Regions from separate parts of the Homo sapiens genome. Here all the other regions are linked to region 3. A link is a loop called in an ENCODE intact Hi-C map of the cell type or tissue named here. Cell type or tissue: B cell. All regions are shown on one strand.

Region 1 (8,000 bases), 420 kb before region 3:
GTTTCAGGCCCTCATCTTCCACATGTGGCCATTGAGAGAAAAGTTTAAAATCAAGGACTGCATAAATATTATTTTAGAATTTTAAAAATGGGCCTAGAACGGTAGCTTACGCCTGTAACTCAACACTTTAGGAGGCCAAGATGGGTGGATCACTTGAGCTCAGGAGTTCAAGACCAGCCTGGGAAACAAAGTAAGACCCTGTCTCCCTGAAAAATATAAAAATTAGCCAAGTGAGGTGGCACATGCCTCTGGTCCCAGCTACTCGGCAGGCTGAGGTGGGAGGATGGCTTGAGCTTGGGAGGCAGAGGTTGCAGTGAGCCGAGGTTGTGCCACTGCACCCTAGCTTCGGTGACAGAGTCAGATCCTGTCTCGAAAAAATAAAAATAAATAAAATGAGTAAAATAAAATAAAATGAAGGAAATAGAGCACAAGATTCATTTCCATTTAATACACATTTATTGTAATCCAGGATTTTGCAAAGCCCTGTCCTGGGCACTAAGGATGATCCAGAGATTAAATAGGACGTTGATCTCATAAGATCCCATGTGGCTATGGCAATGTAATTGAGGAAAGGGAGGAACAGTGTAAAAGGAGTTAAGAGACGGGGAGTTCATTGCCCTTGACTGCAGGGTTTTGAGCCAGAATTGGGTTAGAAGTGGGAAATAAATAGGAAGGCCACTGGTAACTGCTCATAATTGTGTTGGTGGTGACTGCTGATGCTTTGAGTCTGTGCCCAGTAAATATAAGACGTAGGTGGGATTCAGATAGAATGAGAAAAGCTTTAGGAAAAAAAAAATCAAAGTTCTAAGGCAATATTGGATAGAAGATATGATGAGAGACAGGTTGTTATAGAAAAGGATGGCATTTAACAGGACACAGTGCATCTGTGAGTGTTCTTAGCTTCTGACAACAGACTAACTCTAGTTAGTCTGAAAGTAAAAGAAATGTATTAAAGACTATTAGGACACCATCAAGAAAGTGAAAGGACAGCCCGTAGAATAAGAACAAATATTTTCAAAGCACACATCTGATAAGGAACTCACATCCAGAATGTGAGAACTCAACAATAAAAGACAAGTTTAAAAGGACAATTTAAAATGGGCAAATAGTGTTGGTTTTGCAACAATGTAAATGTACTGTTCACAGTATATATACATTTTGATGTAACAAATAGTAAGTTTTGTTATATATATTTAACCCTAATTTTAAAAATAAATTTTTTTAAATGGGCAAACATTTCAGTAGGCATTTCTACAAGGAAGATACCCAAATGGTCAACAAGCACATGAAAAGATACTTAACATTATTTGTCATTAGGGAAATGCAAAGCAAAACCATAATGAAATACCACTTCACACCCACCAAGAAATTGAAACCCTCATACATTACTTGTGGTAGTGTAAAATGGTGTAACTGCTTTGGAAAACAGTCTGGCAGTTCCTCAAAATGTTAAACATAGAATTAGCGTATGACCCAGTGATTTCACTCCTAGGTAAATACCCAAGAGAAATGAAAATATATGTCAACTCAAAAACTTGCATTCAAATGTTCATAGCAGCATTATTTATACTAGCCACCAGTGGAAACGATCCAAATGTCTATCAAATGTTAAACAGATAAGCAAAATGTGGTGTATTTATATAATATAACATTCTTTGGCAATAAAAAGTCATGAAGTACTGACACATGCTACGTGGATTCCTGAGTAAACTGAAAAAATTTTGCTGAGTGAAAGAAGCCAGACACAAAAGCCCACACATATTATATGATTTCATTTATATGAAATGTCCAAGTGTGGCGGTGTGCCTATAATCCCAATTACTGGGGAGGCTGAGATGTGAAGATCGCTTGAGCCCAGGAAGTCAAGGCTGCAGTGAGCCATGTTTGTGACACTGCACTCCAGTCTGGACAACAGAACGAGACCCTGTCTCAAAACAAACAAACAAAAAAACCAAACAAATGCAGCCTCCTCTGGGAGGCCTTTCTTCGTTTCCTGCTTCTATGTTCCTATAACCCTCTGTCCATACACTTCTATCATTTCATAGTGTTTTGAAATTGTAGGTCGTCCCTCCCCACCTTCCCCTCTGCCCCCCAAAGAAGATAAGGCCCTTGAAAGTAGACTCATGCTTTTTCAAGCTTTGTATTCTCAGCCTTGTGACAGATGAAGGAAGGGAGGAAGGTAAGGAAGGAAGGATGGAGGGAGGAAGGAAGGAAGGAAAGAAGAAAAGAAGGAAGGAAAGAGTGAGGAAGGGAGGGAGGGAGGAAATAAGGAAGGAAGGAAAGAAGAAAAGGAAGGAAAGAGCGAGGAAGGAAGGGAGGGAGGGAGGAAATGAAGGAAGGAAGGAAAGCGCGAGGAAAGAAGAGAGAGAGGAAGGAAGGGAAGGAGGAAGGAAGGAAGGAGGGAGGAAGGAAGGGAGGGAGGGAGAGGGAGAAAAGGAACGAAAGAGTGAGGAAGGAAGGAAAGAGGGAGGAAGGGAGGAAGGAAGGAAGGGAGAGAGGAAGGAAGGAAAGAAGGAAGGAAAGAGCAAGGAAGGAAGGAAAGAGCGAGGAAGGGAGGGAGGAAGGAAGGAAGGAAAGAAAGAGAGAGAGAGGAAGGGTCCCTACTCCAACTTCTTTTACGGAGTAAAAAGGCCTAAAGAGACAGTCATGACTTATCATTTGCAGGACTGATTGTATCATACTTGACTCATTTGTTAACATTCACTTGAAGGAAACGCAGAGATTTTTTTTCTTCGCTCACATTCAGGAGCTGTGCTTGCTTATAATGAACTGTCATGATGGAGGCCGGCCCGTTTCAGCTCTCTCAGCCCCGTCAAGCTGAACTCACTTCCCCTGAAAGGACAGTGTTTGCATTTGTGTTTACGGGACTGGGGAAGAGGATGCGTTTTCAGGAGACCTGAAAACCGAGCCAACCCCCTTTTCCTGCCCCGCTGTGCTGCGATTGGCCCATCTTGGAGGCTGGCTGCAGGAGCCTTTAGTCATCGCACAGGGAAATCTTTCTGGAACCGGGCACCAACTTGCGTGTTTGTTTTCATGCTCTTTGTGCGGGGATTAGCTGTCGTGCCGGGCCTGAAAATGCTGCGAGCGCCGGGCGACATCTAATCCAGGATTTGCCTCTGCCTCGCGGTTGATGGAAAACAGATGTCTTACTGCTCTGGGCCTGAGCACAGAATGGAAATGACCGACCAGAGAGCCATTTGGAGCCGAGGACACCCGGTGAAAGCCATTCAGAGTCCAGCCAGGAGGCCGACTTTCCTCCTCTGGTCTGTTTTTACTACTTGAGCCGCTCGCTCAGAAAACGGCCTTAGATAAAGCAGTTTCACCTTCAGATCGCCTGAGGCTGCAGAAGGGCGGCTGCGGGGGAGGAAGGAGGAGGCGGAGAGGAGCGGGTGCGAAGTCCTGGGTCGCCTGCCCGCTGCCTGATGTCGTGAGCTAGGGCACCTCGGCCCTGGCTGGGCGCGCAGCGAGGCCCAGGCCCGAGGGGTGAGGCCCAGGCCACTCCGGAGCGCGCGCTGTTCCCGCGAAGCGAGTCGCCGTCTCGTAGTAAGTCGTGGCTCGGGCTGTGCCCTGGGAACCCTCCCGCCCGGGCAAGGTCCGGTGGCCGGAGCGTGCGGGAAGCCTGCCCAGAGTCCATTTCCGGACGGGCGCTGCGGGGCTGGCAGCCGGCCTGGAGCGGGTGCAGTGGGTCGGCGCGGCGCAGAGCTGTCAGCAACAGGGCCGCTGAGCAGCAGAACCTGGACGCCGCGCGGCTCCCAGGCCCTGCCCGCGGAGCTCTCCCGGGAGTCGCGGACCTCTGCCGTCCTCAGTCACCCGCGTCATGCAGGATAGCTTTCAAAGTCATTTTGCAGAGAAAAAAAGATACTGAGCAATCTGAAAGCAGGACTGTAGTAATTTTGAAAAGATCGGCTTCCTCTTTTTCTTTAAAAACATGTTTGGTCATTTTCCTAAAACTACTTTCCTTCCTTTAGCCTCCTCTTTTATTCTTTGCCCCAGCTCGTACTACAGTTCGGGCTTATTAGAGCAGGGAGATGGTGACTTTTGAGGGTTTGCAGGGCTCTTTCTGGTTGGTGTATGTATTCTGAAAATACTTGCCCGGTGTTGAAAGCTGCATGCCGCTGACAAAGTAGATAAAAAGCTGGGAGTGTGGAGGACGGTTCGTCTCACTAAATGCCTGTCAGATCCAAAGCATTCTGTGAACCCCAAATTCGTTCCGACCTGTAATCCAACCCCATGGAGCAACTGATGCCTTCCACCAGGCCCCTTTGCTTTCCCGGGAAATCACCAGCTTTAATTTATGGAACAGAGACAGCTTTAGATTCAAAGACTTTTAAAGAGTTAATTTTAGAGCACTTAGAATTCCAGCCATCCAAAGATTAGGCTAGCCCCTTAGGGTGTGAGGGGTTGTTCTTGCAGCAGTATGCACATCTATGCCTTTTTTCATTGTTTTCTTCTAAAAATGGAGATTAAATTTTACATCAATATTTTTAGAATGTAGTTAAGAGTTGTTGCCTGACAACTTGTATTGAGGGTTCCTTTCCCAGGGGGTGGGAGGAGGTATTGTGCTGGGTCCACTGCTTCCCAGCTCCACGTGACCTTTCCTCTCAAATTTCCACTTGATTTCATCTTTGGCAGAACTGGTACCTGCCCTTCAGCTCCAAGAAACAAAAGAGCAGGGGTGAGTCAGAAGGCTTTGACTACCTCACCCTTAACTAGAGATAGAAAGTACTTGATTAAATTCTTTGTGATACACATTGCATTTCCTTCCCTTTCCAACTTAGGTTCATATAACAATGAAGGATCAATTAAAATGAACTCCACCTCCCTTCTCCCTTAGGGTAAATATGGATTCCCTTAGGGCTGAGTTGGGCAGGGCCATCTACACTAATGAAAAGTCTTCTAGGTGAGGTAATCTGGCCTGTTCTGGGCTAGGTACAGAACACCACATCCCATTTGCCCTCATTAACTCATTCTTTTAACTCATTCTTTTCCTGGCAGCCTCCCTTTTCTTTCTATCCTTTTCTGTATAATCCCATTTAGCTACCCACCATAACTCTACTTTGGATCATGGAATCTAGGATACCATCACTGACAAGGTTTGTTTAGATGACTGTCTCTTATCAGTATTCCCTGAGAACATTTTTCCAATTCCTGCCTTTATTTTCCTGGAAAATTCTATGTCGATTAAATCCTCCACTAGAAATTCCATTGTATCTGTCAAAAATAAGCATCACACTCACATCTTGAATATTTTTCTTGCATCATCATTTTAATGCTGACTTGCACAGCTTCCTGATTTCTACTTCAAATTTAAATACAAATGGAAGGAAGTTGTTATAAGACACTAAATATAAATGGGTTAGATAGTCTCAGTGAGAATTAACATCTTATTCTCTGACCTTTTCTTTAGTCTGTCCTTGGGTTGAATTCTATCCTTTCAATTTCTGACCATTGACTACTCTAGAAAGAGGTTGGATAGTTATTTTGTGTGTCAGGAATGATCTGTTTACTTGGCCTTTTCTGAGCAGCAGTTACTCACTACCTCTCCTAGTGCTGATTGGTAAGAATTTGGCCTATTCAATGATGATAACTCAACGGGGTAATATAGCAAGGCCCTAGGAAGCTTTGAAAATGACATCTTGAAGCCCTGAAATCCTGGTGCAATAACATTATCAGAACTTTCTCCTTCTTTCACCACTCCATGAAAAATGACACTGCTTGGTTTATATCAAATATGTCTTAGATTATAAATTCCCAAAGACAGCTTTAGCTTGATTTGTACAGGTACTAAAAGTTTATGCTGGCGGGTCAGCACCTGGCAAATGCTTTTGATGCTGCTACTAATGATGAAGACAGGAACAATGATGGTTTTCCTTTTTGGTTTCTTGAGAAAAGACTTCCTGCTTAGAATGTCTGTTTGAGAGGCTATTCTGTGAATGTTATCTTAAAAGGCTTGAGGCAAAGGCTGGCATAATATCATACTTAGTCCCAACATTATTTCTTATACTTTTACATTTTAGACCTTCAGCCTGACCTGTTAGTTGGCATGTCTGAAAAAGTCCACCTATGAGTTTAATTTAGTATTTTCTCTGGAAGAAAATGACAGGTCTTTTGAAATGGGTAGTATTTGGTTTAAGGGTTAAAAGAATTGGCAAGTGCAACCTTTGAGATAAATAGGTAGAGAGGAAATTAAGGGGAGTGAATTTCATGACCTTGAGCCACTATTTACTAGACACTCAGCTTTTATGTATGGTTAGAGGGTTTACTGGAAATTAAATCTCAGAAAGTGAGCTTTTGTTGGCAAATATTTTGTATTACTAATATAGTTATTTCCTATGTAACGCTATATTATTTTTGCATATCCTGCCTTTGGTTGTTTGTGGTTTTACTTTTTTAATTTTTTTAGAGACTTTGTCACCCAAACTTCAGTGCAGTGGCACAATCATGGTTCACAGCATCTTCCAACTCCTGGGCTCAAGCTATTCTCCCACCTCAGCCTCCCGAGTAGCTGGGACTACAGGCATGTGCCACCACACCCGACTAATTTTTAAATTTTTTGTAGAGACAGTGGCTCACTGTGTTGCCCAAGCTGTCCTTGAGCTCCTGGCCTCAAGCAATCCTCCTGCTTTGGCCTCCCAAAGTGCTGGAATTATAGGCTCGAGCCACTGTGCCTGGCCTATGTCCTGCCTTTGAATCTCATCTTAATCCTTGAACAGAAATATTCTCTCCCTAGAATTTTCAATATTTTCCTTTTTCATAATATACTGTATATGTAGATGAAATTTGTCTATGCAGAAGGGCTGGCCCAAGAGACTAAAATGTGTTCTTGAGTCTAAAATAAATACCATATATGTCAGCATCTTTATTAATTTAAGACTGTTTAGAAGTGCTCAAATAGAAGCTGTGGATACAGGTTTTGCTTCTGTCTTAACTGCAGTAAAACGAACTAACCTAAGACATGCTGACTTCTGGAACAAGGGCAATTTGTAGAAATATGCTGCAGGCAGTTGGAGTTTTGAGAGATGAATACCCTTTTAAACTGACATCTCTTCAGTGTAAGTGTTTTTCAGGTTTCAGAATGTCTGCTGTTTGAGGGACGCCTTTTTTAGTTTAATGCAGTCATTGGTCCAACCTAAAATATTAAGAGAGGCACAGAGTTGCTGACCTACTTATCTCCCATTAGGATGAGGACTAGCGTTTTAGTACTCTCATTGCTGACCTTCGGGGATGATGACTTTGAGGACCAGGAAGCAAACAAATTGGAAAGCCTCTCAGATTAAGACTCCTGAAAAGAGAGATCTAAGACCAAAAATGTGAAAGATTAGAACAAGTTTCCTTTTAGAATGTTCTGCCCAATCAGGTAGAAGAAAGGAAAGATAATTTTCAAGCCCATGCCCCAGTCTGCTAGCCAACAAGGATTTATTGAGCAAATACTATGTTCTGAGCCCCCTGCTTATGATCTGGAAAGTACAATAGCCTAAAAGGCAAAGAACAAGTCTTGAAGGAATTTTCAAGTCCTGGTGGTACCTTTAGGCATTAGTGAGCATCCTTCTCCCTCCTGTTCTCTGAGCTCCTCAAGTCTTTCCTCAGTGAGGAAATCAGCTCTGGCTGTGGTAGAACCCTCTGCAGTGGTTCAGCTACAAACACTTTCTGAGAGAATCAAGTTGGCCCCAACCTAAAATTTGTTTCCTTTGGCAGTGAAAGGTGTGTTGGTAAAAGGCTCTTTCAGCATTACCTGGATGAAGTGGCATTTGCTACTTAACCCCAAGACTCTTGTTCAGTGCACGGTTCTATTCCTAAAATGTCCTCTCCTCAGCTACCAGACAATTCAACAGTGGCCCTGGGTAGCGCCAAAATAACCCATCATAGAAACACTGCTTGAGAGTGAATAGTAGATAGGCTTGAGCTTTGCCTTAATTAAGAGGATGAGATCGGGTCTCTTTAATCGCCAAAATAGCCTCTCAGACTACACAAAGACAGAACTGTCTCTTTTGCTGACTACA
Region 2 (8,000 bases), 110 kb after region 3:
CTCTCCTAGGCTGGAGTTGCATGCTGGTAGTTGTGTAGTTCTGGGACTTGGGGGCATCCCCACCCCGAAGGGCTCCCCTAGGCCTAGTGAGGACTCTCTGCTATGGCTGTGACTCCACACTTCTGCTTGGCGTTGTCCTCCTAGGCACTCTCTGTGGCAGCTCTGCCCCAAGACAAGTTTTTGCTTAGGCCCTCTGGTTGTCTGCAACATCCTTTGAAATCTAAGTGGAGGCTGCCATGGCCTCACAGCATGTGCCTACAGAATTAGCACCACCAACGTTTATAGCTTGTACCTTCCAGAGCCACAGGTTGAGCTGCACCTGGGCTCCCTGGAGCCACAGCTGAAGCAGCCAAGGAGAACGATGCTGGAATTCAAGGAGCAGAGTCCTGAGGTGGCCCTGCTCACTGGTCCTGTGTAGGGTACAATGGGGAGTCACCCCAAACCATTCTACTCTCCTAGAGCTCTGGGCTTGTGATGGGAGGGGCATCCTTGAAGGTCACTGCAATGCCTTCAGGGTCATTTTCCTGTTGTCTTGATTACTTGCACCTGGCTTCCTTCTAGCTGTGTTAATCCCCTTTATCAAAGGGTCACTTGGCTGTACTGCAAGTCTTTTTATTCTTTACGTAGCCAGGCTGTGAGTTTTCCAAATTTTATATTGTTTCTCTTTTACTTATAAATTCCATCTTTAAATCATTTATCTCTTCTTTCATTTTACTATATGCAGTTAAAAGAAGCCATGCAGGTCCTTCAATATATTGCTTAGAAATTTCTTTCACCAGATATCCTGGTTCATTGCTCTTAACTCTGCCTTCCATAAAGCCCTCCAGCATGGACACAGTTAAGCCAAGTTCTTTGTGACTTTATAATGAGGATGGCCGTTACTCCAGCTTCCGATACCTTGTTCCTCATTTTCTGTCTAAGACCTCAGGATAATGGCTTCTATTGTTCATATTTCTACCAACATTCTGACCATGACCACTTAAGTGATCGCTAAAAAGTTTCAGCCTTTCTCTATAGTTCTTTTCTTCTTCTGAGCCCTCACCAGACTTGCCTTTAATACTCCATTACAGCAAGACCAGCTATTTCTAGCCTGTTCCTTCAAACTCTTCCAGCCTCTGCCCAATTACACAGTTCCAAAGCTGCTTCCCCATTTTCAGGCATTTGTTATAGTAACAGACCCACTTCTTCGTATCAATTTTCTTTCTTAGTCTGTTTTCTGCTGTTATAACAGAATACCACAGACTGGGTAATAAATAATAAACAGCAATGTATTGCCTCATGGTCTGGAGGCTAGAAAGTACAAGACAGAGGGATTTGCATCTTGCAAGGGCCTTCTTGCTGTGTCATCTCATGGCAGAAGGTGAGAGGGCAAGAGAGAATGAGAGAGAAAATGGGTCCACATTCATGTTTTTATAATAAACCCACTCCCACAATAATTAATGGCATTAATCCATTCACAAGGGCAGAGCCCTTATGGCCAAATCGCCTCTTATTAGGCCCCACCTCCCAGCACTGTTGCATTGGGGATTAAATCTCCAACACAAGAACTTTGGGGGATACATTCAAACCATAGCAGACACCCTAAACCATTTCTTTTGGCTATTCTAATCCTCCTTTTCCTGGACTGTTGGCAGAAGTTGTTCATGCATGAAGGGAAAACTGGTTTACTTAAACCAGGGTTTTTCAGTCTTGGCACCATTGACATTTTAGGCCAGATAATTTTTGTTGTGGGGAGCTGTTCTGCATTGGAGGATGTTTACCAGCATCCCTGGCCTCTATCCACCAGGTGCCAGTTGCAACTCCCCTCCCCCTTTTCACCCCCCACAAGTCTTGACAGTCAAAAATGTTTCCAGACATTGCCAAATGTCTCCTGGGAGTGAAATTGCACTTGGTTGAGAACCACTGACTTAAACCAAGGCAGTTCCTTCAAAGTGCTAACCAAGGGAGAACATGTCCTGGAAAAAAACAGTCAAGCTGATACAAGCTGGAGCAGGCTCCCAGCAGCCACGGGGATGACTCACATTGTAGGATCGGCCATGCCTCTGTCTCCACTGAACCAGCACTATCTGGGCAATGACCAGAACGCAGAGGAAGATCAAGATCATTTCCACGTGCATGGAATCGTGGCCCCGGTGCATCTTGTACATCCTCTCCTGCTGCAGGCTGGAACCAGCAAAATGAGGTCATCTGAAAAAGCCCTCAACCTTGCGCATTTAGCAAAAAAAACAAAAAACAAAAAACAAAAAAACAAAAAACAGGTTTGGCTTACAAAAAGCAACAGGGGATTTCAAATATAAGGGTTGGTAAGCTTTGATTGTAAAGTTTTTCTAAGTTTTTCTTGGTTTCTTCCCTTTCCCTAGATCTGGAGAAGGAGCAGCTGGGAGGAGGAGCCTGACTTTCTTAGCAAAACCAGTTCCTTTGCTTTCCCATGTGGTTGGCCTCAGCCTTGTCTTTTAAGTTAAGTGATGGGGCTAAAAAAAGTAATGAGCCCCAGGAAGACCTGGGGTCCAGTCCCTGATCTGCCACTTCATTGCCTCACAACCTTGGGGAAGTCATTTATCCTCTCTGAGCCTCAGTTTCCTCATTTGCAAATTTCAAATAACCATCCTTCTGTAACTGACAAGGTTGTTGTAAGACTATAAAGCACATGTTATTTTATTTGTGTCTATATAAGGAATAATTATTATTGAGCTGCATCATATGAAACTTCAATTTTTGAAAGTCAAAAACAGTCAAACGTTGGTAATTTTAAATCATTTGCTACTATTTCAAGTAAAAGGAAACCCTGCAGATGGTGCTTATGCCAGAGGAGAGAATATTATCCAGGGGGCAATGGAAAGCTTCTGAATGAGTTGTATAAATTGTTACAGGACTATAATAGAGAGAAAGAATAGGCTTAAGTATTATCTTAGACATGCACAGACATTCCCATGATGGCTGAATGTTCCCATTTTAGCTGGATGCTTAGTTTTGCACAATTGTAGAGAAAATCAACAAAATAGTTTGTCATCTCTTTTAACGTTCTGGGGTAGCCTCGATGAAAACCTAGAGCAGTCGTTCTTGACCTTGTCTGTAAGTTAGGAAACACTGGGAAGCTTTAAAAAAATCTTAACCCCCCATATCCAGATCAATTAGATGACCATTTCTGGGTGTTGGGGGCTGAATTTCACCCTCTCAAAATTCATACACTGATGTCCTAATCCCCTGTACTTCAACATGCCAACCAAAACCTGCCAGCACCTTAATCTTGGACTTTCAGCCTCCAGAACTGTGAGAAAATAAATTTCTGATTTTTAAGCCACCTATTCTGTGGTATTTTGTTATGGTATTCCTAGCAAATTAATACAGATTTGCAGAATGGGATGTGACATCAGGAATTTTTCAGGCATCCCATGTGATTTTAAGGGGCAGCCAAGATTGAGAACCACAAGCCTAGCAGAAGAGAAAGAGGCCCAGGGTCAAGATGAGTGAACATGGGGAAAAATCATGAATGCTGTCAGTTACTTTCTAAATACTGGTTATCATTATCTTTCATCCCTAGTGTGGCACCATCAGTCACAAAATCTCTTAAGTTTCCACTTACGTCTAGTTACAATATGCAGTTAGCTAATGTACCACCCAGAAAACACCACAGGGTAACAGTCTGTGCCGTGAGATAGTGACCTTTTAAAGGCACTTGATGGGTATGTGGGTTGGGTTCTCTCCCTCTGCCAGCATTTCTACAGCTACTCCAAAGAGCAGTGAATGCCTCAGAAAAGGGTCTCATCCAAATCCCAAGGGTGCCCCCTGCTGGAAAAGGTGTAGAAATCAGCCCACAGAGCCCAGTAAATACTGCTCAAGTTCAGTTTCTTTGAGAGGGATTCTCAGAATGTCAGTGCTGGAAGTTACCATAGATGGAATGAATCTCCCTCATTTATCAAATGACGAAGATGAAATCCATATCAGGTAAGCAACTTGAATAAAATTACGTGGCTCTTAGTCTCTCTATTGGAAGCTGAGCTCAGGAGACAGGAATGATTTCTAGAAGCTCATTTAAACAAACAAGCAAAAAAACAAACTTGTTCCCCTGAAGATATGGGAAGAAAAATGAAAAGAATACAAGTGCTTAGTTGTGGTTTATACAGCTCCAAATCTAAAATAGCTGTTTAATATTCTATATAATTAACAGACTTTGAACTTACGGCATATAGATAAAAGAGTGACTTCATCATCAGTCTAAAATAGGATTTGCATAGATATAAAATAAAATATGCTTTATGAGATTAATCTATTAATCTGTTATATGAGATTAATCTATAATAAAAATGCATCTCAAATTGGTTAGCCTATGTTGAAGTACTTTGAAAAGTATATATTGGTGTACAAATGTAGTAAGTATTTTCCTTTTTGAGTAGGAATATATCCAAAATTGACTCCTGTAATACAAAAAAGGAGGAGCTTTTCATTCTTATTTCACTTCATGTGGTGCTCACAGGGCCCAATGGCCCTACAGTATGCACCAGAACACAGGGGCAATGGTATAGGAACAAAACCAGTGTATCTTGTGCCTAAAATAAATAGTAACTTGACACAGCCATATTTTGAAGGATATATTAATCCACCTTTGTGGGACTGCATGATCTTTTTCTACAGATCATGCTGTAGAAAACAGATGAAATCCATGCATTTTGGTCTGTAGTATTTGTGTATCCTACCCCATCTTCTCTATCCTGGAAAATTTACAAATAAAATGATGACTTCATTCATTTTCTCAACTGTTAAGATAAAAATCTAATTTTTAGCAAAACAACTCTTAAAAAATACTAATTACTTACTTCCATGTGTCTTCTGCAGAAAGCTTTGTATGAGAGAGCTGAAAAACATAAAAAGGGCCCTTATCAAAAAATGTCCTTATTTTCTTGGTTTTTCTGTGAAAGCAATATATGGGAAACCCAGACCATGAAAAATAACAATGTCACATAGTATTTGAATAATTTGGGATAAAAGTCCTAGTAAAATAATTTGCTTACAGAACTAAAACAACACAAACAAAAAAAGAGTAATCAGGTCACTATTAATAAATATTTGATCCTGTTCCTGGATCAGAGAATCAGATGAGGCTCCATTTCTGTGGTTTTGTTTTGGCAAATCAGTCAAAGTTACAGAGAGTGGTCTCCCAATAGGCCATGCTACTCTGGCTTCTAGGATATGAAGTGTGAGTCTGAGCATCCCTAAAAACCATCTGTTTTGCTGGTATCTTAAATGATTGCAGTGAGTAAATATCTCCAATGTCAGTGAGTAAATATCATTTCCAAGTTCAAAGTTTCAGAGACAGAGCTGAGCAGAGGCTCCGTTGATTTGGAGCATTCTTGTACTCTCTTGTTAAGAAGGCATCATTACTGACCCCAGGGAAGGGAGTAATCTGGGCTTGTGCCCTTACAAATTGAGCTGGAAAGCACAGACATCGTCTCCAGAACCATGCTTTTTGGATGACCTGCAGAGTCCACCCATGGACTACCTTTTCTAGATTATTGCTAACCCACTACATTTGGTCATTTGAAACCTTTAAGGCCAATCATTGGAAAGACGTAATCGTGTAACTTTGGTGGAGAGCACAGAAGAGCATAGACAACCAATGTTTTTGCCCCCAAAGCAGAAGTTAGCAGAAAGGGACCTGTGGAACAAAGGAGGAGACTCATGCACCTTGACTACCTGAGGCTTGCTTCACTCCTGGAACTCAACACTTGAGCCCAGATGTTGTGACCTCCATTTGAATATTAGGGACCCACCTGGTGGGATCACCTGGGGGCAGGGAGCCATGGAGAAGTTGCCAGTATTACCCCCTGTGCCACCCACTTCTTTCCTGGCATCACCCAGAAAGGTCCTGGCATTGTGCAAATATTGCCTAAACTTATACTTTTCTATTTCATCCAAAGCCTTGTTCTCTCTTAAATGTGAGAAAGAAAACCTTAAAAGTACTAGAAGAAAACATGGGTAAACATGTTTATAATTCTGCAGTGGAAAAGGCATTTTTAAGTATAATGTAGAGCCCAGAAATTATAAAGTTAAAAAATGACAGATTTTGAGGACATTTAAAATAAAATACATTATAGTCCTCAATATTTGAAAGACAAATTGAACTGGGGAAAGCATAACATATGTGAGGGGCAAAAAACTAATAAGCATATGTAAAAAGGGTTTTTATAATTTAATCAAAAAGAGACAGTCCAAAAGGGCAAAGTACATGAATGAGAAATTCACGAATTGAGATATACAAATGACAAATAAATTTATGGAAAGGTGTTCAAACTCACTAGTAATAACTGTGTTTAAAAAAAAAGTAAAAATGAGGACTTCTATTGAAACACGGTAAATAAAAAAAGTGCACTTACCTCCTCTCCCTCCCCAAACACCACTAGAACAATAGCAAAAGGACATAAACCTCCAAGTCCAAGGAGAATGAGAGAGGAGTCCAGAGCAGCCAATTCTGAAACTGACCAGCAGATGGGCCAGCGGAAAGGGACACTGGGACACCACAGGGCAAAAGACACCGAAGCCCACCAGCATGCGGGCAGTGCAGAGCAGAATGTGTGTGCTAAGACCCTCAGGAGGGCTGTGGATTGCGGGCTCCTAGGGCGTCTAGAAGTGGGGGATGCAACCGGGGTTAGTAACAGAAGGTTCACTGAAAGTCAGTTTAAGGTTTGGTGGCCCCCACACTAGCAGAATACTAGTGGCTAAACCGGAGGCACAGGCCAAGAGGCACCAGGCATGTGGAGGGAGAGTAGAGGACACTGGCAGCCCTCATCTGAGTCTAGAGAGCCCTAGCACCATCCTCCCTGGCAGCATCACCTCTAGATCCGGCTGCAGGGGCCCTGCCTTGCTTTAGAGGACCCTGGACATCTCAAACCCTGAAACACAAAATAACTGTGTTTTTATCTTTTCTCTCTCTCTCTCTCTCTTTTTTTTTTTCCCGAGGTGGAGTCTTGCTTTTGTCGCCCAGGCTAGAGTGCAATGGTGCGATCTCAGCTCACTGCAACCTCTGCCTCCCGGGTTCAAGCGATTCTCCTGCCTTAGCCTCTTGAGTAGCTGGGACTACAGGCACTCGCCACCATGCCCAGCTAAATTTTTCTATTTTTAGTAGAGACGGGGTTTCGCCATGTTGGCCAGGCTGGTCTCCAACTCCTGACCTCAGGTGATCCGCCCACCTCGACCTCTCAAAGTGCTGGGATTACAGGCGTGAGCCACTGTGCCTGGTGTCTTTTCTGTCTCTTAAGAAAATATTTTGAGGCTGGGCGTGGTGGCTCACACCTGTAATCCCAGCACTTTGGGAGGCCGAGGCGGGCGTATCACGAGGTCAGGAGATAGAGACCATCCTGGCTAACATGGTGAAATCCCGTCTCTACTAAAAATACAAAAAATTAGCCTGGCGTGGTTGTAGGCGCCTGTAGTCCCAGCTACTCAGGAGGATGCGGTAGGAGAATGGTGTGAACCCGGGAGGTGGAACTTGCAGTGAGCTGAGATCGCGCCACTGCACTCCAGCCTGGGTGACAGAGCAAGACTCCGTCTCAAAAAAAAAAAAAAAATTATGAAAGTCTGGTAACTGATTGAGTGAGTAGACCTTGATTGGAGAGAGATGATGTAGGGCTGACACCCCAGGGGACTGGCAGGTTGGGGAGAAGAAAAAGAATAGCCTGTGCTCTGGGAAACTGGAGATAAAGTTTTGAAATTTGGCCATCCCAAACCATCTAAGTGGGATCTTGGCTGACCAGGCTCCTCAATTAACTGCAGTGAGGTAGTCTGGGAGCAGCTTGGAACTGCTTGGAAATCCCGAGTCTGAAAAGTGAGATGTGTGGTGGGAGATCCTATCTACCACAGCTTCCTTGGGAGTCAGTGGGGTCAGTCCACATCCCTGGTTTAGGCACCGTAGTGAGTTGAATTGTGTCCTCCCAAAAGATATGTTTGAGTCCTAACCCCCAGTACCTGTGAATGTGATCTTATCTGGCAATAGGGTATTTGCAGAT
Region 3 (8,000 bases):
GCTGGCAGTAGGAGACTGCTAGGCGCCAGGAACCAAGGCTCAAGCTTAGGTCTAAGCATGAACTGGAGCAGGAACGCTTCGCCCTTTGGAATGTGTGTGGACAAGAATGTGAGCAGGTGGGTTTCATGATGGGAAGAGACGCTTTAGCTGCGTGCCTGCTTCTCAGCTTGCAGACTATTTTTCTGCCTCCCCTGTACCCAGGTGGGACTGCGTTGCATGTGAGCAGAAGTGATAGGTCAACTCTAAGGAAGGGGTGTGCCCTTCCCTTTCCCTCTATCCACTGGGAGAAATACTCAGTAGACTGGGGGCTGATGAGGACAGCACACTAGGGCCTTGCTAAAAGAGTGGTCTGTCCACTGCTTTGACTTCATCCCAGGGCTTGTTAGAAATGCAGATTTACTGCACCTGAATTCTCATTTCGTCAAGTTCCTCAGGTGATTTGTATGCACATCAAAGCCTAAGGAGCACTGCTATAGGGGAAGGATCAGCAGATTATGGCCTGTGGCCTGCTTTTTGAATAAAATTGTATTAGAACACAAACACTCAGTTACCTGCAAATACAGAGTTTTGGCAGGCACAGCCTAAAATAATTACTCTCTGGCCCTTTACAGAAAGTTTGCCGACCCCTGCTCCAGGTTAGAGAAGAGCAACAAGGTAAGTACCTGGGCCTTCTAAACCAGAGAGGCCCTTGCCATTCTAAGCCCTGGGCTCCTGCCCCGGGGACTGTGAAATGGAAGAGAAATAGATTGTCTTGTTTGAACTACTGTTGGGGATCTGTGTTGCAGTATCACAACTAATACAGCCTTGTCTGCTTGTCTGAGTGTTGTCTCTAGTACTCATGGTGGTATCTGGTGTACAGTAGTGTGTGTGAAGGAAAAAGTATGGGGAAGGATACAATTACCCAGTGGTTAAAGAAACGAGTCGTTTTTTCTGAGACAGAGTCTCACTCTGTTGCCCAGGGTGGAGTGTAGTGGTGTGATCATGGCTCACTGCAGCCTCCAACTCCTGGGCTTAAGTGATCTTCCCATCTCAGCCTCCCAAGTAGCTGGGATTACAGGTGCAAGCCATCACGTCCGGCTAATTTTTTATTTCTGTATTTTTTGTAGAGACGGGGTTTTGCCATGTTGCCAGGCTGGTCTTGAACTCCTGGGCTCAAGTGATCTGCCCTCCTCACCCTCTCAGAGTGTTGGGATTACGGGCGTGAGCCACCTTGCCCGGCCAGAAGTGAGTTTTAATTACTAGAGAATATTTCAATTATCCTATGGTTGTGAGACGAAGTACCACAGGCAAAGACAGGACTACAGTCCTTACAATGTGAACTTTCACACACCAGTCACCATGTATAGACATCCACGTGATGATTATTACACACTGGATTATGCTCATGCTGGGGGAAATGAGAACCACCTGAGTAATAAAGGAGGCGGGGAGAAAAACCACTGCTGGTTTCTAGAACTTTCCATTTTAGTAGAGGCTCCATTAAACAGCATATTCTTTGGGGCCAGGCTGCCTGGATTCTAACTCCAGCTTCACCACATACTTAACCTCTCCGTGCCTCAGTTTCCTCTTCTGTAAAACGGGGATGATAATAGCAACATACCTCATGCAGTTGTGAAGTTTAATGAATTAGCGTTTGGATGGTGTTTGGCACATAGCACCCCTAATTGACTACTCTTATTGAAACTGACCAAATTTTCCCACAAGCGGGGTGCCCATAGAACTGAAGCTTGAGAACTTACAGTGAAACGCACTGCTACCTGCTGACCGACTCCTCTTCCTTACCCCTCTCTAATTCCCATTTCCCCACAGTGGTTACAATGAGACACTAGACTCCTCATTCAACTGTCTGCTCCCTTGCCCCGCCTGTTTTCCTTCCTTGCTATATAAATCCTTAACTTTAGGCTTGGGGAAGGAACGGATTGGAGGTTTGGCTTCTGTTTCTTCGGCTGACATCACCCGTAATGCAATAAAGGCTTCTTCCCTGGCAACGCTTGTCATCTTAGCGATTGCCTCTCTGGTGAGCAATGGGGCCTAGACTGAACTGGTGTTTCGGTAACATTATTGTTCCATAAAATTGCTATGGTCAATTTAAATGAAAGAACATGAAACAACAGGAAAAATATAAAATTGGGCCTCAGTACTGGTGGGGGCAAGTGAGGCAGGCACTTTTATACATTGTGGGATGGGATTATAAATTGGTTGGCCATATATGTCATGCACCTTAAGAACTTCCAGGAAGTAACTTCTAAGGAAAATAGCAAAAGATATGCACAACAATTAGGTATTAGTGTTTTTTTAAATGCATTCATTATTGTAACTAACTTTCTCCCAAAATAGATTTATAGCATTTAATAATTAAAACACATACAACCAAAACATTGGGTAGATATAAACATATTTAAAAAATTACTAGTAAGTATGAAAATCAAAAACACAATTCCTAAGGTGGTGTTTTATTTTCCCTCCATTACTGGCTCTTTCCCCATTTGGAAGCTTCCTTCATGTTTTTTGAAGCTGAGCAAGGATGACATGACTCATGTCATGTATATTATACAATGTAAAGAACAAAACTGGCTGTGCGGTAGCTCACACCTATAATTCCAGTGATTTGGGAGGCCATGGTGGGAGGATAACTTGAGGCCAGGAGTTTGAGACCAGTCTGGGCAACAAAGTGAGACCCTATCTCTTTAAAAAAAAAAAAAAAAAAAAAAAGGAAACTAAAACAAGGCCACATTGATACATTGATTGGGCACTCTGGACAGAAAAAAAGTGATTGTACTGATGTGTAATTGATAGGTATGCTTGATAAAAAAAAAAAAGGATTCCATTTTTCATGACTTTTTAATGCGCTACATGATTCTGTGCATGACTTTCAGAGCACAATGATCATGTCTACTTGATTTCCTTCAAAAATTAAAAGAAAAATCTTTTACTTGAGAGGGTGAGGTGGGAGGATTGCTTGAGGCCAGGAGTTGGAGACCAGCCTGGGCAACATAGGGAGACTTTGTCTCTACAAAAAAATATAAATAAAAAATAAAAAGAGAAAGCTCCTAAGACTTCACTCAGTAGGTTATCCTACTAAAATAACTGGTTACTGATGGTTTCATGCAGTTCACAAAATTAACTGATGATTTTAGTTGCAGCTTTTATCTTCCTGACTTCTGCCACTCATGTCTCTGCTTTCACTTCCTGTATCCGCAATCTGACTGTGATATGTGATTATTAAAGGTATAGTCTATGTTGCCCCCTAGTGATTAATATGAACATAGGAAAAGTCCTGTAGACTTGCTCAGCTATTCAGAGCTGTGGATATGCTTCTTATCATGCAGAATCTACCTACTACTTTCCATCATTTTATTGTTTAAGTCCTTTAATAGCGTCAATTTTTACATTTTATTATGTTATTACACAAGTCCAAGCTAAACTGTTTATTCTATATAAAAGACAAGCAAAAACCAAGAAAACATTATAATCAATAAAATATTATCAAACAAGAAAAAGAAATACACCTCCTTTTAAAATTTATTTCTAACTCTATTTTTGTGGAGTGCTTTTAACCAGAGAAATAATTAACCTAAATGCATGGTCTATTAAAAGTTAATCGACCAGGCATGGTGGCTCACGCTTGTAATTCCAGCACTTTGGGAGGCTAAGGCGGGCAGATCACTTGAGGTCAGGAGTTTGAGACCCTCCTGGACAACATAGTGAAACCTCGTCTGTACTAAAATACAAAACTTAGCTGGCTGTGGTGGTGCATGCCTGTAATCCCAGCTACTCGGGAAGCTGAAGCAGGAGAATTGCTTCAACCCGGAAGGCAGAGGTTGCAGTTGGCCAAGATTGCGCCATTGCACTCCAGCTTGGGTGACAGAGTGAGACTCCATCTCAAAAAAAAAAGAAAAGAAAAGAAAAAATCACTTTTCTTACTTTAGTATTTCCTGAATATAAAGAATGACAGGCAGGATTGAATACCTTGTGAAAAAGTCTGAGATAATGCACAGTGATGCTGTCTATGTATTAAGTCTTGTGAGGCCTTCATCTATAAGTTTTTCCTTACCCCTTTGGTGGGCCCCCTCAGCCCAGCTTTTTTTTTTTTTAAAGGACAGGGTCTCACTCTGTTGCCTAGGCTGGAGTGCAGCAGCACAATTTTGGCTCACTGCAGACTCAACCTCCAGGGCTCGAGTAATCCTCCCACCTCAGCCTCCCAAGTAGCTGGGATCACAAGAATGTGCCACCACACCCAGCTAATTCCTTATTTCTTATAGAGACAGAGTCTTACTATATTGCCTAGGCTGGTCTCAAATTCCTGGGCTCAAGTGATCTTCCCACCTCAGCCTCTGAGTAGCTAGGACTACAGGCATGCACCACCATACTCGGCTAATTTTTGTATTCTTACTGTAGAGACATGGGGTCTCACTTTGTTGCCTAGGTTGGTCTTGAACTCCTGGGCTCGAGTGATTCTCCTGCCTTGGCCTCCCAAAGTGCTGGGATTACAGGCTTGAGCTATGTGCCCAACCTCCTTTGATTTTTTGTTTTTCTTCTGTTTGCTTTACTCATAGGAAAAAACATATACATTTATAAATCCTGATTCAAAGACTACTTTTGTGTGAGGGTATTGAGTTTGCTTTTTTTTCTCCTTTCATCTAGGTCATGTGGCCTTTGGGAGATATGTGTGTGTGTGAGGGGTAGGATGTGTGTTTAATTTTTTAAATTTATATTTTGGTGCTGTATGTTGTGAAAGATTTGCTCATAGTGGATCAATGAACCATCTTTTCTAGGCAGTTTTGTTGAAAATGAAGGTTTCTCTTTGATTTCAAGAATGACCAAATTAAAAAACAAAAACAAGGTATTAATTTTCTATTGCTACCATAAAAAATTCTCACAAACTTAGTGGCTTAAAACAACACAAACTTAGTTTTGTATATCAGAAATCTGACACCTATCTCCCTGGGCTAAAATCAAGCTGTGGCAGGGCTGCATTCCTTTCTGGAGGCTCTAGGGGGCAGTCTGTTTCTGTCCTGGCCTTTTCTAGCTCCTAGAGGCCATCCACATTCCTTGGCTTGTGGCCTCTTCCTCTGTTGTCAGAGCCAGGAACGCAGCATCTCCCTGACCTTTCTTCCATCTCACATCCTTTTCTCTGACCACAGCTGGGAAAGGTTCACTTATTTTAAGGACTCCTGTGATTAGACTGGGCCCATCTTAAGGTTCTTAATTTAATCACATATTTTATTATGTAGAGTCACATATTCAGGGGTTCCAGGTATTAGGATGTGGACCCCTTTGGGGCAGGAATTATAATTCTGCCTATTACAAATGATGTAAGAGCATATACAGTACAGTGTTTAAAATAGTAATGAGTTGGAAATAAATGTTCCAAAACAGGAAAATACTTAAGTTATAGAACAAACAAATGTTGGAGTACTAGGAAGCCTCTAAAAATCATTGTAAGAGAATAACATAGGCGATGAAAGAAGTAGAATACAAAGTTTATAAACAGTGTGATCCTGTACTGCATGTGGGGTGGGGTGATGCCCCACTGGGTGTGTAGAATTTTGAGTGATTTTCATTTTCTTTTTTTTTTTATCTTTCTTTTCTGGGGAGGGGGGGTACTGTCTGCTGTAAGCATGTGTTACTACTATCACATCCATCTCCCCCAAAACTTTTAATTAAATCTTAAGGGAAAGTGTATTTTATTTAATAGTGGTAAAAAGTAAGTATCTTAAAAGCAAATGCTAAAGTCCTGATAAAATGTACATTATACTATAAAAGGACATAATCTAAAGGCAAAGGCAAAGGGAAACTTTCAGTAAGCATTCCCTAATAGAAGACCTATAAAATGAGGTATGTAGTAATTACTTGGGCTGGGATTAAAGGGACATAAGAATGTCTTTACATACAAGTATAGCCAATATACAAAATGCACAACAGTCTAGTTACCATTAATCAAAATGGTGGGCAAGTACTATAAAAGTCACCATTAAAATACAGCCTTATTAAAATACATATATTTATGGAAACGAAAACTGACATTTCAAAATAATTATTTCTGTGTGCCCTAGACATTTGAGCAATTTAATACTTCTGCTGGAGTACAGAGAGGAAGTCAGTAAGATGGAATGTATTTGGATTTCAAGCAGTTATTTTTAAAGGAAAGCTATTACTTTAGAAACTAAAAGCAAAACAGAAAACAAAAACTTTAACCAGTATCCTTTCATCTAGCTAATTAGATGTTTGTTCATTCACTATAGATATAGAATTTATTTAAAACCTCAAAATGATTGAAGTAACAGACTCAGCACTGTGACTTTGGGATTGAGTAGGCTATAAGAGTGGGGTGAAATATGACCATTCATTCTATAATTCAATATTAAAACAAATTCCTGCAACCAAAGAAATAGTAGTACTGGGTTAGGCCAGGTTCCCAAGTTCATTGTGTATTCTAGATCTATAGTGCTAATAAAGAGAAGACAATAACTTGTTTGCCTACCTTATTTCATTGTTAAAAAAAATCACTAGGTCAAAATAATGGGTCAAGTTGTTGATTGAAAAACCCAGAATTGCTTTTGTATTTGCTGGGATAAGCTAGATGTCTTAGTTCATTTTGTGCTGCTATAACAGAATACCACAGACTGACTAACTTCTAAAAAACAGAAATTTTCTTGCAGTTCTGGAGACTGAGAAGTCCAAGATCAAGGCACTCTCATCTGGTGAGGGCCTTCTTGCTGTCTCATCACATGGCAGAAGGCAGAAGGGCAAGAGCACAAGAGAGAGAACCCATTCCAGAGAGTGCTTTTCATAATGGCATTAATCTATTCTTAAGGGCGGAGCCCTCATGGCCTAAACACCTCCCATTAGACCTCACTTCCCAGTGCTGTTGCATTTGGGATTCAGTCTCTAACACATGAATATCTGGGAGACACATTCAAACTATGGCACTAGGTTATGCTGTAGTAACAACTTATTCCCTTAACAGGCACAGATGATGGTCCAGGGCAACTGTCCCCTGGTGTGAATCAGCAATTCAGGTCACTTGACTCTTGTGACTGTGGCATCACAGGGAGACAAGAGGTCTCCCTGTTTTCAACTACAGCAGAAAGCACGAGGAGTATGCAGCCCACCTATTCTATGCTTGGCCCAGTGGTGATACACAGTACCTCTCTTCTGCTTACAGCACATTGGCCTGAAATGGTCGTGTGGTCCCACTCAAGGGGGAAGGAGGCTGGGAAATGGAAGCTTCTATGTGTCCTGAAAAGAAATTATAGGCATACTGCTGAGTGCTACTTATGTTTAAACACACCTATACAATTTTGGAGAAGCTTTCCTTTATTTTTTATCCAGTTGGAAAGACTCTGTTCTCTAAACTTCAGAGCTGCAGGTAGGACCTGGTCCTCATTCTAGAGAAAGTAGCTCTGCAGTCCCAGCAGAAAGAAGCCTGACTTGAAGCTCCACCACTTTGGCTATCTGTTGGGTGTTCTTCAAAAGTGAGTGCCAATTCACTGTAGTACCCGGCACTTGGTCTTCCATGCTTTCATTATTAGGGAAACTAGATTTGTAGCACAGCTACTGGAGAGTACTAGGATCCTAGTAAGCTGGCTTTACAAACATGGTGTGTACTGCCTATTTTTGCTTTTATTTCAGAGAAAATAAAACGTAAGATAATAGGAACAAATACATGTGAACTGCTGGACGGCTATTCAAAAATAGTTTGCCAGAGTAACTGGTAAGCCTGAAATCTGTGTAGCCATGAAAGGGCTCATCATCGGCTTAATTCTGAAGCAAAACTTGGTGAAACACGTGGTGGTTATCTTGGAGGTAAAATGCTGGCTTCCCAGTGGGAAGTGAAAGTGTCAATCAGGTTGTGTTGGGAGATGTGATAAAGGCTGAGGCAGTCTTGCAGCTCATGATTTTATGCAGGGGCTAAGATGAGAAGGATGTTCAAAAAAACCAGGGGATGTTATTCTAGCTTTTGAGCATGAGACAGCCTCAAAGCACTGGGAAAGCTG
Region 4 (8,000 bases), 560 kb before region 3:
CAGCCCAGCCATTTTGTCATGACAACTTCTGTCCCCTTCACACAGACCGCTTACCGGAAACAAACCTTGAACTCCCCCTGCTTAAGACTGAAGCCTCTGTCCATCTGACCTTCCCTTGGCCTGGGAAGTGTGGGTGGGCACCAGGTGCTCACCCAAAGGAAGGAGAGGAAGGAATTGCCCTGGGAGCACAGAGGAAGTGAATAAGCCCTGAGCACTTTGTGGGGTGGCTCTCCCTCCATGTAGACAGGTTCTCGTTTCATCATTTCTCCGGTGGCCCAGCAGGCCCAACAGGGACATGTCCGTCACGGTGGTGTGTTACATCATGTCAGATGGCAATTGAATGCGCTGTTAACATAAGCTGACAGGAAGGCTCTAGCAATCTGCTTATCTGGATGCCACCCTTGCTGAGTAAAGGGTCATTATCAGAATTATTCACACAGAATTATAGCAGTTGGAAGTCTGCAGATTATTTATTACATCACCCTCATTTTAGTCACTCAGCACAGATGGAACCACCTCAAAGGAGCCTGCCTCCCGTCTCCCCCTTTCCCTCTCCCCCTCCCTCCCTTTTCCTGCCACATTAGAGGCTTACCCCAGCACCAGTAGCAGCAGCAGCAGCCAGGAGTGTGAAGCTACCTTAGGTCAGCCTCAGGTATGGCTTTTTCTGTGCCCAGGATCCCTTTTCTGAGTTCTGGCACCGGTGTGAGCAGTTACACACCAGGAAGTGTCTGGATAAGGAGAGCTCAGGACTCTTCCCAATTAGACCCATTCCTGGAGTGGTCTTGCCAACCTTGGTACCAAAATGTCAAAACAAGGTATTTAATTGATCTGTTAAATTTCAGGTCTGGCTTCCATAGCTGCTGCCAGTTTCATAGACATCTTGCAAAGGAAAAGATTCTTTCCTTTGCAAGATACTATGAAAAGTATTCATAGGAGAAGGCATCTGCAGGAATCCATAGACCCTCCAAAACATCCCCAGCTTGCTGTCATGTGCCAACCTTGGTGTCCACCCTCACCACTCCCCTCCTGCACCTCCTCATCCAACAAGCACTATACCTGCAACCCAAACACACTCAGAGTTCACCAAACACATGCCTATTCCCAGGCAAAACCAAACACAATTGATGGTAGCAGCTGTGGAAAGAGGCGGTAATAGAGAATGTGATTAGCAAGATGCATTCAGATGCATGGGCTTCTTTATTACTACCATCCAATAATAGCACATACGAACAATGCACCCTGAACCTGAAGGCCAGCATGGCTGGAGGAGGACCAAGGCTTGTAAAGAAAGATAACTCTTTAACTGATTTACTGACTTATTTTAAATGAGTTTCAAATTTAGCTCTATACTATTTTAAACAACGCTTCAGAACCAGGCAGTAATTCCCAGCCCATCTCTAGGCTCAGCTGCCTTTGGAATGTGGTGATTTGGGATGTGTTGCACAAAAGCAGGGCTCAGTCTGTCAACTCTTTAGGTTCTGAGGGGGCCAGATGCTCCCCGTTGTTATTCCAGGCCCGGCGGCTAGAAAGTCAGAGTGTTGGGCTGCAAGGGATTCTGAATGTGTCTGGTTGAACTTCTAATTATCCAGAGCAGTGGAGGGACCTATGCAAAGACACAGACCCTGCGTATGCTATTGTGAGGGCTGCCATCATGAAATACCACATCCTGCTGGCTTAAACAGCAGCGATGTCTTGCCTCTCAGTTCTGGAGGATACCAGTCCAAGGGTTCTTCCTCCTGAGAGTTATGAGGCAAGGCTCTGTTCCAGGCCTCTCTCCTTGGCTTACGGATGGACAACTTCATGCTCACATGGCATTCTTCCTGTAAATTTCCCCTTTTACAAGGGCATCAGTCAAGTTGGACTAGGGGCCCCCTCATGACCTCTTTTTAACTTGATTACCTCTGTAAAGACTCTATGTCCAAATAGTCCCATTTTGAGGGCTGAGCTCCCAGAAAGCCAATATATATTTGGCGGGGGCGGTGCACAAGTCAACCCACCACACTCTGGTTCTCCTGACCTCTCCTCCAGTTGTGTTTCTGTTCCCAAGGTGGTGCCTCGGTGCTAATACCTCGTAATTTTTCTGTCAAACCTTTCCAGTGGCTGAGTACAATTGATGAACTCTCACTTCCCTGGCTTATGGGGAGTACTTGACATCTGAGAAGTCATGAGGTCAGAGCGGGGGGGAGTCCTGGACCGGCCCCAGGTAATGGAGTGCTCCACACTGTGGGGTCTTCCCCTTGTCCTCTCTCTGAGCCAGTCTGTGGCAGTGGCCTCTGCATTCCAGAAGGCTGCAGCACAACAAGTGGCCTCCAGGATGCCTCTCCTTGGGCACTTAGAGATTACTCCAGCTAAAAACAAACAAACAAACAAACAAAACAGTCCTGCAGTACCCTGTGTGTAACTCTGCTCTTTCTCCTTATTAACTGGAGTCCAGCTGCATTCGGCCTCTTGAAACAGCAAACTGATGAGTGGTGCCATCCTTTGACCTTTGCAAATGGGGGTTCATTGGTGAGCCCTCTAGCGTTAAATATAGTGTCCAGGCAAGTGAGTGATAAGCAGTTGTCCTCCTTTCTCCCCTTTCTAGCCCCAAACAAGGAAACCCAAGCCAATTCGTGCTGAGAAAACTTTTCCTCTCAGTGGCACCCATTCCTTCCTCCACACCCCGGCCCCCTCCTGCACCAGGTTACTCGATCTGTGAGGTGAACAGCTCTTCTGAGCTGGGTTCCTGTTTCATCTTCTTCCTGTTAATTAGTGTGAACTGCCCGTTTCTGAGAAGTGCCCGACTATTTATTTCAGACCAGGCAAGTCTAAACACAGCTCTACCAACCACAGCAGGAGACAGAAGTGGTAAAGTTTCTTCGCTCATGCAGACGAGAGCCATGGGCACGGGGCCGGCACCAGGAAGAAGCGCGTTCATTCATTGGGTGTGAAGCTCAGGGTCTTAGGGCTCCTCTCTGTAGGGCCAGCCTTACCAGCAGGCAAAGCTGTGGCTCTCCACATTCAGGGGCTTCAAGCAGGGTCTACTCCCCAGAGTCATGTGTCACAACTTGTCACCCCCTCCCCAGATGACATGATTGGAAACTCTATCCTTTGGCTCATACAGGTTTTACAGAGCCCCTCCCTGGTAATGTGGAAATCCTCTGAGAGAGCATTTCATCCTAGCAAGCAAGACTTTCCAGAATTGAGACACACCCCCACACCTCGGTCAGGATGGGTCAATAGCGGGGCTGGGGAGAGAAGGGGGTGAAGGGGATGGATACGGGCGGCTGGAGTGGGGAGAAGGGACTTCAGGGAAGAACTTCACTCACTTGGGAATTTTGCTTAGTGATGGCCTTGCTCTGTGGTTGCTTATTGAAAAATGTCAAGTTGGGGTCACTTTAGTCATTGCCATCTGTCAGGGAGGACAAAGGCCAGTCTGTGGTCAGGGAGCCCAAGGGGAGAGGTTGCACTTGGGGAAGGGTAAGTCTGTAATGCACTTGTCTTGTAAAAATGCTCTTTAGTCAATTAAGAAGGTTTTAAATGAGAAGAGTAACCGGACAGGCAGGATCTTCATATTTTTTCTATGTACTGCAGAATATTCATGAGGAAAAAAAGTAGGATTTCTTGGGCATCTTTTCCTTTCAAGAACCTTCTAAAATGTTACAGCCCAAATGGCTCTTTCTTTTTCTCAAGCTGTGAAGACCTCAGGGGGTGCTCCCTCTCTGGGCTTCGTGGTGAGGATGTTGTTATAAAACTTGGGGCTGAGGACTTTACACTGGGACAAACCTTTAAAAGAAGCCTGCTGTGCTGTGGAAGTGTGGGTATTCTCCAGCTTTCCCAGGTCAGGCCGACTGCTTCCGGGCAGCCTACAGATCAGAAGGCAGGGCTCCTTTGTGCGAGGAATTTGCATCTGAGGCAAAGATTTATAGTAAACGGCCACCAGATGGTGCCTTAGTCCTCCTCAAGCTAATATTCTGGCTTGCTTTGTTCTCTTTGCTGATGAAAGCTGACATTTCACGGGAAGAACAGTCAATCCCTGGGAAGATGCTGGGACCAAAGGAGCCACAAGTATTATTTTATTTGTTCAGCCTGACAAGACTCCAAGCTCATAAATGTGGGGGAGCCACAGTCATTGACCTAGAGCTAATATAAGTGCTTATTTCTTCACACAGTGGGATGCAACAATTAAGGTCGTATCAGCTCCCAACATGCATGCGGACCTGACTCAGTGCTAATTGCTCCCAACAAGCATGCTGATGCTGGATTCATAGCTGACTTCTAGCTCTCAGAGGGTTTGGGTGACCTTGCTTTAGGGGGAGATAAATGCTTCATTCTTTACACTGGGTTTCTAAATAAATCACTTCAGTTTAACTTTTTTTTAATTCTCTTTCGGAGACCAATATTGGGTTTTTTTTCTCTTTCACTAAGAAAACAGGAATTTAATTTGGAAAACTCAGTTTTAAATGAACATAGTGACCTTTATAATTTTATTTTCCTTAGCAAACATCTTTTACTGCTTTTCCAAAAGACTGAACTTAGCCAGAATTACGACAGGTAAAACTTCTCACTTCATGAGTTTAATGAAATGACTCGATCTCCCCACAGACGTTTCCAAAATCTGGAGAGCGGCTGTGAGTTTGCAGTGCAGTATGGGGAGAGGTAAGAACAATGCCTTTGGAATTTGGAATCCTTGTACCCCGGTGAAATAGTCCTGCTCACCTCCCTGCATTTCACTTTCTCTCCATGGCAACGTTTGATGTGGGGCAGTCACCCAGTTTTATTATTTAGTCTGCATGCACACACACACTCACACACTCACCCTTAGGCAGAGGACTAGAAGAACCCATCGCCACTTTTACCCTTCATTTCCCAAGTCCTGAGGCATCACTGTCTCATTTCCACCCTCAGGGTTTAATCTCAGAGTGTGAGAACGAGGCAGGCCTCTGCTGGGGTGGCCAGGATGTCCCTGACCCCACCAGCAGGGAAGAGTCAACACACTGAGGACAGCCCCTGCTCCTTCTCATTTGGTTGAGGTTGTCAGAGCATGCATGTGGCAACACCATCCATGGTTCCGTGACGTCTCCCTGAAGATGCCATCTGTGGGCTCAAAAGCTGGATCGATGGGAAGCCAGCCCCGGGCTGTGCATCTGTCACAAACCGTGTCTTCATCTTCCCAGGCCAAGTTCAGTTCATTCTTATTTTCACACATCCAACTGGGCGCTACCAGTTAGAGGCCTCACTGGGGCTTCAGGGAGTGGGTTCGTGTTGCTATTGGCAGCAGTTCAGTCCTTTGCTGATCAACAACATCCACCTTGGGATGCCATGCACCTACTTCTTTACCTGTAGTTACTTTGAATGTTGGTTCCAACACACCATTTGCAGGAACAGAGCCGCCAGGAACTGGTGGTGTGAGATCCCAGGGTCTCCTGTGTTACTTGTCAACTAAGCAGTAGCAGCTGCAGCTGATGGAAATACATGCCCATAGGCATTCGACCAACTGGTTAAACTCTTGACTCTGCCACCTTAGAAGTTTTGTGGCTCGACACCAATTACTACTGGGAACAAGTTTCCACTCCATTCCCACGCCACAGTCAGACAGGGTTGAGGGGGATAATAGGTCTTCGCCCTGCAGCCCAAGCAACCCGTTTGCACGGCTGGCTGCCCGCCACCTGGTGGTAGATGGAGGTAAAGCAGCCTCCTGAGGAGAACTGCCCGGGTTTGGAGCAAGAGGGACTTTCTAAGTGATTCAATCTTGTGCTGTCATTTTCACTGGAGGAAATTCAGGCTTAGAGATGATGGCAGGCTTGTCTGAGCTCTCAGAGTGGTAGAGTACGGTGGTTAAGAGCAAGCATTCTGGCGTCTTAGTGTCTGAATCCTGGCTTGGCAGTCAGGAACTAGTGTAACCTTGGAGGAGTTTCATAACTTCTCAGTAATCACTTTCCTTATCTATGAAATGAGGGAAATCATGCTCCTTACCTCAAGGGTTTTTAAACAGATTAAATTAGGTGGTGATGTGGAAGTGCTTAGTCCTGTGCCTGACCCTGGTAAGGGACACATCTCTAGATGACTCTGTCTTCACTCTGGAGCTATTTAACTGTATTTGTAATGCCCCCTACAATGGGTGACACTCCTTACATTCCCCATTTAGATCTGAAAGTAGGAGTGAGGACTCCAAAGACCACTGAAGAAAGCGTGAAAGATATTTTGCTTTTGAATGGAACATTAGACTTTGGTTACTGAGTGAAGGAAGAGTGCAAATGACATTTTGGTGCCAACATGGCTCAAATTCATTGTCATAGATTGAATGTGTTGGGTATTCTAAAAATGTTTGTTAGATGAAGGAAGGGGAAGGGGCGTGAGCAGAGGTCAGAAGTGGCCCCTGTCTCAGGAGAGAGGAGCTGGAAAAAGAGAAAGTCTCATTTTACACTATCCACAATAGCTCAGAAGACCAGCTGGGAACCCTTGCAGTAGAAATCTCCCTGGCTGCCTCTGTTTTTGTAACAATGACATTAGAAAGACCAGGTACTCCTGTAGATGCTGTATTCTTTAAGTAAGTGTGGACACCTTTATCCTGTTTGAGACTGGACTGGCAGTTCTGTTGAAAATAGGACAGGTGAGCCTTGCCAGGAGCTAAGGAGACAAGGAGAGAGAAAAAGAAACAAATACCTCGACTTTCTCCCCCTTCTCTTTAATTTACTAATGGTGTGTGTCCTATGGTCATGATCTAAGTCAGAGCTAGGGAGTAAGGAGCCCAACTGATGCAGCTTATGGATGCCTTCCTCCCAGGGCACAGAGCAGGGTGGAACTGGATCTTAGAACATAGAGGAACATGCACAGCCAACGGCTTATGCATATGCACCCAAAAATATTTGGGTGATTTATATTCAACTCTGCTTCTCTCAATTTGAAGAGGTTGCTCATTTATAATACTGTATTTCTAATGGTATTACCAAAAAAAGTGTGATGTTTTTTGTTGTTGTTGTTTTTTCTCCTCTCCTCTCCTCTCCTCTCCTCTCCTCTCCTCTCCTCTCCCAACCCCGGTCTCTGCTCTTCTTTGCCTTTTAAAGTGGTTCTCACACAATATCCAATATGAATGGGGTTAATAGAAATGTAGATGGAAGTAAAGAGACAAACACAACTTTCTAGAACATTCCCCTTCCTATGCCATTGCCCAACCCCAGCATGTTCTCGGGCCTGCTGATGACGCTGGTGCCTATGGTGAGTTGGGGAGAAAAAGGGAGAAACAGGGTAAAATGGGAGAGTGATGGAGAGAGAAGATGGCTTCATGGTGTCTGGAACTGCATTTGGCATCATGGGTATGATGCCTTCACTCCATTTCTTCCTGGCTGTAGATCCATTTAATCAATAATACTTATTAAGCATATAATTTGTGCCAAACACCATGTCAAGCACTGATGAATAATGCACAGCCCTGCCCACAGGGATCTTACAGTCTATATTCTCTAGGTGCTTATGATGCACTGCAGTTGGTGTCAACCACACAGTGAGATAAAGTCAGCACAGAGGCACTCCCAGGCACAGAGAGAGGCGGAAGAGTCAGGGAAGGCCTCCCAGGTTACTGACTCTTAGCAACAGAGTTAGAGGCCAAGAAATTAACAAGTGAAAGGAGAGGAAGGTAGGGAGGATGCACTTGGCAGAAAGAGATCTTGGCAAAGGGATAAAAATCATGATGTGTTTGGGGCTCATTCTGGATGACTGAGGCAAGGAAATGTGTAGGCAGCTGCCAGAGGAGGTTTGGAGAGGTAGGCAGGTCTCAGAGCAGGGAGGACATGAGGGCTTAAGAGAAGGAGTTCAATTTTATTCCGAAGGCCATGGAATGGTGTCAAGAGTTTCCATAAGAGACTAACTAGGCCAACACCATTTCTAGAGCAATCGTAGTGGCAATAGTATGGAGGCTGAAGGGAGCGGAGAAATGGAAGAAGGTTCTTTCAGTAAACTGGGCAGTCAATGACAAAATCCCGACGTGAGCTAGCAGCAGGAAGAGATGAAGCGGGGTGTCA

Evidence for each region. A loop is a pair of places that touch in the nucleus more often than their neighbours do. Peaks named below come from ENCODE experiments on the same cell type or tissue, not always from the same donor. Only the 100,000 strongest peaks of a DNase experiment are listed, where the experiment ranks them.
Region 1: a loop joins it to region 3, with 2.8 times the contacts of the local background. A loop is called at or near these places in 4 of 110 quality-filtered maps.
Region 2: it touches region 3 in a loop (14-fold over the local background); 80 of 110 quality-filtered maps call a loop at or near these places.
Region 4: a loop joins it to region 3, with 21 times the contacts of the local background. A loop is called at or near these places in 10 of 110 quality-filtered maps.

Annotation. Positions count from the first base shown.
Region 1 is chr4:153,219,497-153,227,496 of GRCh38, forward strand. All of the region lies in intron 1 of TRIM2 (tripartite motif containing 2), which reads left to right. Among named protein-coding and RNA genes, the nearest start is that of TRIM2, 19 kb to the left of the region's middle. RefSeq lists enhancers at 2,411-2,912, 2,708-3,037 and a silencer at 3,428-3,617. In B cell, no CTCF peak of the experiment used is centred here; DNase peaks (open chromatin) are centred at 3,135, 3,425, 3,555 and 3,765; H3K4me3 peaks cover 2,022 bases; H3K27ac peaks cover 1,217 bases; H3K27me3 peaks cover 551 bases.
Region 2 is chr4:153,746,624-153,754,623 of GRCh38, forward strand. It overlaps RNF175 (ring finger protein 175), which reads right to left. Exons shown (of 9, transcript NM_173662.4): 2 at 4,815-4,852; 3 at 2,022-2,163. Among named protein-coding and RNA genes, the nearest start is that of RNF175, 9.4 kb to the right of the region's middle. RefSeq lists a silencer at 3,554-3,848. In B cell, CTCF peaks have their summits at 3,792 (motif pointing left) and 3,996; a DNase peak (open chromatin) is centred at 3,768; H3K27me3 peaks cover 629 bases.
Region 3 is chr4:153,640,364-153,648,363 of GRCh38, forward strand. It overlaps the pseudogene LOC100419170. Among named protein-coding and RNA genes, the nearest start is that of TLR2, 40 kb to the right of the region's middle. RefSeq lists an enhancer at 1-369 and a silencer at 3,252-3,321. In B cell, CTCF peaks have their summits at 3,254 (motif pointing left), 3,454 and 5,050; a DNase peak (open chromatin) is centred at 3,208; H3K27ac peaks cover 263 bases.
Region 4 is chr4:153,079,702-153,087,701 of GRCh38, forward strand. No RefSeq gene overlaps it. Among named protein-coding and RNA genes, the nearest start is that of TRIM2, 120 kb to the right of the region's middle. RefSeq lists an enhancer at 5,528-5,587. In B cell, CTCF peaks have their summits at 3,910 (motif pointing right), 4,113 and 5,660 (motif pointing left); DNase peaks (open chromatin) are centred at 2,810, 3,910 and 5,660; H3K4me3 peaks cover 325 bases; H3K27ac peaks cover 582 bases.